Linked DNA regions of Homo sapiens: all the other regions are linked to region 3. The links are chromatin loops, found by intact Hi-C in ENCODE. Cell type or tissue: mammary epithelial cell. All regions are shown on one strand.

Region 1 (2,500 bases), 620 kb after region 3:
TCATCTGAAGAAAAACATGCCCGAGATGAGCAATCTGAAGCTGAGTTCCAGTCCTGGCCCCCCCCACCTACTAGCTGTATGGCCAGGGATAGTTTCTTCATTCTTCTGGTTCATTCCAAAATAGTGAAGATCACACATATTTGGTTCACAATGCAGAGAATTACAGTGCACTAGGTCACGTGCTCAGTGTTGAATTAGCTCGTATTTCTCAAAGGAGTTGGAGGGTGTTCCTAGGACAGAAGTAGGTGTGCCATAATGAGAATATTGCTTGGCCAAAAGGAGGGTTTCATCAGTTATGTACCTACGCAGACTACTTTGCACAGCTTGGTCAAGGATCAAATAAGATACAGAATGTAAAGTGTAAAGTACTGTTCAAAAGTAAACTAGTATGAATTCATCTATCTGTGCATCTACCCATTCATACACTGTTTCCTCCACCTATCCATCTAATTCAACAATAAATATTTACTATCTGTTACATGTTAAGTCCTAGGCATTGGACATACATCAATGAAAAAAATATGTAAAAATTCCTTCCTTCCTAGAACATACATTCTAATGAAATCTACCTATCTATCTTCATCTACCCAGCCATCTGTCCATCCATCCATCTATCCATGCATCCATCCATCCATCCATCCATCCATCCACCCACCTACCTACCCATATACTCACTCACCCATCCACTCATCCATGCATCTATCCACTCATCCATCCACCTATCCATCCATCCATCCCTCCACCCATCCACTCCCCCATCCATCCATCCATCCATCTATCCATCCATCCATCCATCCATCCATCCATCCATCCATCCATCCATGCACACCCATCCATCCATCCCTATACCCATGAACTCAATCACCAAGTATCCATTAAACATCTACTATGTACTCACTATGGCGCTAGGTACCAGCAAGCAATTAAAAGAGAAAAAATCTCAACAACTCTCTTTTGTTGTCATTTACTGTAGTCACGCAAGATGGGTTAATATCACATCGCTTGCTGACAAGATCCCTGGGCTCTGAGCATCTTATTATGGCCACTTCTCAGACCTACCAGTTAAAGAGCTATGTGATGCAGGAAACTGTTAATAATCAACTTAGTGGGATACAGTGAGCACTGCCACCTGGAGGGCTGTGGGTGGTGGAGAGAAGTGGCTTTTTATATGGAGGTTACAATTTTTTTGTAGAATGAACAAACATTGTGCCTCAAACATAGTTGTACATCTGTTTCTCATGTGAGAATAGATATTGTTGTGACAAAATATAACTTCATTTAAGGGCATCGGTGAGCCGATAGTCACTTTCAATCATTACTTAACATCAGAGTTGTGACTAGGGTAAGGTGAGCGAGGCACCAAGGGTAAAAATTTTCAGGAGGCACTGAGTGCTGACCCTGTGATGGCTCCACCCTGATTGCGAGTGCTTCCTTAATTTCTACCCCAGGATGCCTCACCTACATCTTATCAGCAGTATAGTAAGAACATCCCTTTAATGAACACATTCCATATGTCTGGACATGTGCTATGTATACTTGGCATATATTATCTTACTTAGCTTTTACAATCACCTTAAAAAATAGAGATTGTTAGCTCCACTTTACAGAAGAGTAAGCTGAGGCTAAAGAAGGCATATGATTTACTTCAGGTAATGGAACCAGGGAACCTAGGTCTGTCTGTTTTCTGACCAGAGAACTCTTCAGGGGCAGGAGATCTGCCTTGTTCTTCCCTGTTGCCCAGTATGCGGTAGAGGGACTCAGTGGACTCGTGACTGTGGACTCCATAAATTACCATTTGCTTTAATTCAACTCCCTTCTTCCTCCTCAAGCAGCACGCCTCCGGTGCCAACTCAAGGCTCTCCAAGGCTGTACCTCATTACTGCCAAAAGGGCCCTCCCACCTGCCCAGTATTCCCTACTCCTGACACAGACTGGCCTGAGGTTCTTCTGGGGATCCAACCCCAGATAATGCCAAATCTTCCCCCAACCCACTTCATTCCCCTCTCTTACAACTCCTTGACCAAAGGGACAACTGGGCTATGAAAACGATGTTTCCTGAGCTCAGAATTTCTTCTTGGAAACAGAGCAAAAGAAATAGATGAAAATGAGGCAATTTAGAGAGATCAGCCAAGTCAATTTGTGATAACCTGGGTTCTAAAGTGGCCATAATTGAGTGACAATTTGCCATGAGGCACAGGGGGCAGTATTCCTATTTGCCTTGACCTGGCAGGTTGGAGAGGGAGGCTGTCTAGTGGGTAATTTCTGACCTGAGCCATGGAGACTGGACCTTTTGTGTGGAAAGTTCACTGGGAAGTACGACCCCCTGACCCTGGGTCCAGACATAATTTCATACCTGGAGATCGACCTCTGCAGAAAAACTGAGCTGAACTAGCAGGGTAGCCTCCATGCTTGTGTGTGGGGAAAGCTGATAGATCTGACCCCACAAACCTGTACCAAACCCTGCTCCAGGGGCTGTGGAATGGACATTCATTAGACACAAA
Region 2 (2,500 bases), 1.1 Mb after region 3:
TTGAAGAAGTGAGAGGAGACTTGAGGAACTATGGGAAAATAGCAAAAAGTCTCCTGGACATTCAGAAGAAGGTGAAAGAAATAAGGAATAAAAATTGTTGAAAGGGTTAGTGGCTAAAATTTCCCAAACTTTGGAGAAGACATAAATTTACAAATTCAAGAATTCAGAAAATGCCAAGCAGGATAGATATAAAGAAATTCACATCTAGGGAGATCACAGTCAAATTACTAAAAACCAAAAATAGAAACCTTTGGAGCACTCAGAGAGAAATGACACATTACATAAAGGGCAATAATAACTCAAAATCTTGCTGATTTCTTATCAGTAAATATGGAGTCCAGAGAGTCGTGCAATAATCTTTAAAGTGTTAAAAAAATACCCAGAATAAAAATAACCAATGATATTTTCGTTCAAGAATAAAGGTGAAAATAAAGATATCTTACAACAAAACAGGCCAGGCACAGTCGCTCACGTCTGTAATCCCAGCACTTTGGCAGACCAAGGCAGGAGGATTATTTGAGCCTAGAATTTTGAGGCTGCAGTAAGCTATGATTGCACCACTGCATTCCACCCTGGGTGACAGAGTGAGACCCCATCTCAAATAAAAGAACCCCCCACAACAATTAAACAAAAAAGATAAAACCAACATAATTTATTGTCAGAAGATCTGCATGATACGAAATAATGAAGTGTTTCAGATTCAAGGAAAATGATACCAGATAGAAACATCTGTCCTTAGGAAGGAATAAAAGGCATTGGAAATTTTAAATATCTGGATAAACATAACATACTAGATTTTCTTAATTTATTTAAAATAAAGCAAAAATTGTAGCATTGTCTTAGGACTGTAATATTTTCAGTTATTATATTACGGCAGCTATAACATAAGGGAAGGGGTGATAAATGAGTATATGGGGTTACAAGGTTTCTACATTTTATGATGTGTTACGCTATTAACTCTAAATAGAGATAAAAGTTAAGGACATAAATTGTAATCCCCAGAGCAATCACTAAAAGATTTCTTTTAGAAAAAGAAAATAATGCAAAGAGAACTAAAAAAACCAAAAGATAAAATAAATAGAATTCTAAAAATTATTTTAAAAACCAGGCAGTAAAGAACAAAGAAAGAAGCAAAAAGAGAGGAGACAAACAGAAAACAAACTAAACTAGCAGACCTAAATTCAACCATGACAATAGTTACAATAAATGTGAATGGACTAAATACTTCAATTAAAACCCAGAAATTAACAGAATTTATTTTTTTAAAAAAGCAAGAAGCAAAGCAACTATATCCTACCTAAAAGAAATGCCTGTAAGTAAGTGGATGGAAAAAGATAACCACGTAAACAGTAAACATAAACAGCTGGACTTGCTGATTTTGTAGCAAACAGATTACTGCTTTCGCCAGTTATCAATTTTATTGTCTCCCAGCTCCAAATCCATCCTCCTTTGGCCTGCTTTATGGTACTGTAGGTGGACTTTAAATATTTCACCATTGCCAACTTTGTTACGTTATGTCAGTAGAGGGTGCTGCAGGGACACGGTAGGAGGAAAGGGCTTTTCTTTCCGGTTTGGTGTACTTTTCTTCTTTCTCCCAGGCATGAGTGGCCTGTAGTGTGTGTGCAAGACATCCAGTGGTGCTCGCTTCCCACTGACTTAGTGGCAACTTTCTGGGCAGCTTTCTAGCCAGTTTGCACCAGCTGACATTCCAATGACTCTTTCGGGTGCCTCAGTAGGTGCCTTTCCAGTGAGTTCCAGCGACACCTTAGTGAGTAGTTTCCTAGTGAATTTTGTCAGGACCCTACTGTGCTGCCAGTTCTAGTTTGTACCTCCATGAACTTCTCGGCCATCCAATGTGCCAAACTCACATTTCCAACCAGGTCTGAGTCTCATGCTTCCGGCCCTGTTCAAAATGTGTTTCTTCCTTAGGTACTGTTCCTTAGCCCCAGAGGTAGTAGCTGCTCTCTGTACCTGCCATTCATCATTCATGGTAGAGCTTGCTCTGCCCCTTAGTAATTAATCTCCTGTTACTACCGAACAATTCCTTAGATTAAATTTGCCCTGTTCCACTTCTGTGTGATTTCTGGACCTTGACTGATATAGATCTCAAGACAAAGAGCTTTATTAAGGACAAAAAATAACATAATTACAAAATAAAAAATAAAAAGCCCCTTTATGGATTGCTGGAGCTTAGGGGTTCTGGTCTTCAGTGAGCTATGATAGCAAAACTGCACACCAGTCTGGGAAACAGAATGAGACCCTGTCTCAGGAAAAAAAATCAAACAAAAACAAAAACAAAAACAAAAATAAAAACAAAAAACAGACAAAAAAAGCCCCTATGAAATGATAAAAGGTCTCATCAAGAAGACATTTAGAATTGACAAAAAGGAACAAATGGATCATTACAGTAGTAACTGGAGACTTTAACATCCTTCTCTCAGAAATTAGAAAAAATAAAAGACATAAATGTTCTGAACAAAACTATCAAACACCTTAAACT
Region 3 (2,500 bases):
AGTATTGGCTAAGATTTTCCTCATAGGCCAAGTGTCTTGACTACTTCAAATGTTATAACACTGGATCTTAATTCTATGGAGAGTTTTTTTTTTTTTTTTTTTTTGCAAGCATTTGACTAGATTGGGTTCAGAACATGTTTTGACCAACCTTCTATAGATTGTGGTTTCAATGTCTGCTTGGTTTTCCAAGACACTGTCAGGCTATTCAAATCTGTTCTGCATGTGTGCCACCCAATGGGCAGTCTGGGACCAGAGCCACGGACTCTTTTCTGAGTTCAGTTCTCAAAGTTTATGGCATACTGCGTAGGATCAGATCTATGCATGCGATGCTCAGGGATGAGTCTGGGCATTCACAAACGACTTTACCACTGTCTTGAGCTTCTCCATCATCACCATCTCCCTTGGTATTTTTCATTGCCCTGAGGCCCACATTTTAGGTTTTCCAGCCAGAAATCTCAGGCTTTATTTGCCTCTCTCTGACACACACTTGCTGCAGCTACTGCACCTGCATCTAGGACCAATTGGTGAAAGGACAGAGAGAAAATGTAGTGGAGGTTCACCCATACTCTTGACACCCCCGCTCCTCCAATCAGAGAGAAGCTTCCCCCATGTCTATGGGCCTCCGCTGTTAATGCTGCCACTCTCAGGGGGCCCCTTCCCACTCCTCGAGGTGAAATAGAGGTTTCTTTTGGATGCGCACCTCTGGACTTTCAACTACCTGAGTCAAGGCGTGGGGATACCAGAGTGGAAAAGGGAGGTGAATTCTGCCAGTTCAGTGGCCCTCCAAATTTTGTTCTTCTCCAATCTGGCTGCCACTATTTGCTTTTCGGCTCCACATAGCTGCTCTATGCAGCCTGTGCAGGTTCTCTAACTGCTCCACTTACTTGGATATTTTACTTATTTAAAGAAGAGTTCCAGTTAATGAAGGAATAATAGACTAAGAAGTCAGCATTTTTTTATTTAACGTCACCAAATCTTATCACTAGAAGTAGAATAATCAAACACTATGTGTCCCCCATTAGATGTAATAGAAAGTACCTATGAGTTAGTCTTGCTTAAAACAATTGAACCTGAATTTAATTAAGCCTTTAGTGCTACATGCCAGCTTCTAGGAATTATGAGGCCTGAGAACAAGTAAAGTGACACCATGAAGAACTAGCCGCTAAATCCAGGTTGTGAGATATCCTGGAGTACAAATAACCTTTTTCTTTAATAAATAAATAGCATTAAAAAGAAGGGAAAACTATTATAGAATGGAGAGACTTCAGAAACACAACACATAAAGGGGGGATAAGTAATAGTACTCACGAGATTCTTAAGATTCAATTAGAAGAGCAATGTGAAGTGCTTTTCACAGTGCCTGGCAAATGGTCAATGGAAATGATTACTACCTTGTGCCACCTCTCAGAGTCTCAGTCTCCTTTTGTTTGTAACACACTAGGAGATGACAGCCTCCCCCTGTCTTAACAGTTAAGGAATTCAGCCACCTTAGTCCTCCATCCCTCTGCACCTGGTCAAGAAGGTGGCCTTGGCAGTATCTGCTGCAGTGTGCACAGTTGGCCGGTAGATGGCAGCTCAGGCCAGTTTATCTGGAGCCTTGGACCCAGGAAGAGCTAGTTCTGTTTTTGCTGCAAGAGGCTAGGTCCTGCTTGACCACCCATCAGACAGTATTCACCTTCTCTTCCTAGGTAGGAGGGATAAAGCTAAAGGAAGAGAATCGGTGGAGCTTTTTAGATATAATAAGGGCTAGCAGTTTGCTGAGAATTCCTTATCTGCTGGGCAGAGAGGTATTCTTCAGACCCCATTAGACCAGGGCTTGGGCACTGCCTGGCCAGCTGTCCCCAAACTCTGTTTCTCATCCCGTGAGTCCCAGTGCCTGCTGCCTCATCCTGAATCACTGGTGTGCAGGTACAACCTGGCTTAGCTTCTCTTCCCACCAGACTGAGGGAATTAACACCTACACACTCATCCACACCTGGTGTAAGATGTCCTTGAGGGAAAGTTTGCAGAATGAGTAAATAAGTGAATGCCTTATGGATCTTCAGTTATATATCTCTCTTCCTAAGTAGACCAGTAAATTCCAGGACAGGGTGTACACATTTTCTTTTTGTCTCAGCCTAGGAGGGAGTCTGGGTAGTGATGAATCGTGCAAGCCTGGAACTAGGTTGCTCAGCTTCAACTCCCAGTTCCATCTGCTTGCTACCTCACATGCCCTTGGCAAGTGCCTGCCTCTCCGCCTGAAAATTGGATACTAACAGTACCTCTCTTGTTGTACTGTGGTGAGTAATAAATGAGCAAATGCATTCAAAGTGCCTAGGAAACTGCTTGACACATTGTAGGCACCCAGTACATGTTAATTGCCATCTGAAGCTTTCCTTGCAGTGGGAAAGATTTAATGAACTTACAAAAATGCATTCAAGGAAGAAGTGTAAAAGGCCTAGTGTGGTTGTCTGATAGAGGGAATGGCTCTCAAGAAATAGCTCCTTCTCCTCCTCCTTGT

The links. Hi-C counts contacts between places; a loop is a spot of excess contacts. Peaks named below come from ENCODE experiments on the same cell type or tissue, not always from the same donor. Only the 100,000 strongest peaks of a DNase experiment are listed, where the experiment ranks them.
Region 1: it touches region 3 in a loop (6-fold over the local background); 5 of 110 quality-filtered maps call a loop at or near these places.
Region 2: a loop joins it to region 3, with 6 times the contacts of the local background. A loop is called at or near these places in 2 of 110 quality-filtered maps.

What each region holds. Positions count from the first base shown.
Region 1 is chr11:79,258,882-79,261,381 of GRCh38, forward strand. The region is part of intron 2 of TENM4 (teneurin transmembrane protein 4); the gene reads right to left. Among named protein-coding and RNA genes, the nearest start is that of MIR708, 140 kb to the right of the region's middle. In mammary epithelial cell, a CTCF peak has its summit at 1,124 (motif pointing left); no DNase peak of the experiment used is centred here.
Region 2 is chr11:79,706,980-79,709,479 of GRCh38, forward strand. No RefSeq gene overlaps it. Among named protein-coding and RNA genes, the nearest start is that of TENM4, 270 kb to the left of the region's middle. In mammary epithelial cell, a CTCF peak has its summit at 1,528 (motif pointing right); no DNase peak of the experiment used is centred here.
Region 3 is chr11:78,643,833-78,646,332 of GRCh38, forward strand. No RefSeq gene overlaps it. Among named protein-coding and RNA genes, the nearest start is that of NARS2, 70 kb to the left of the region's middle. In mammary epithelial cell, a CTCF peak has its summit at 1,560 (motif pointing right); DNase peaks (open chromatin) are centred at 1,609 and 2,069; H3K4me3 peaks cover 133 bases; H3K27ac peaks cover 545 bases.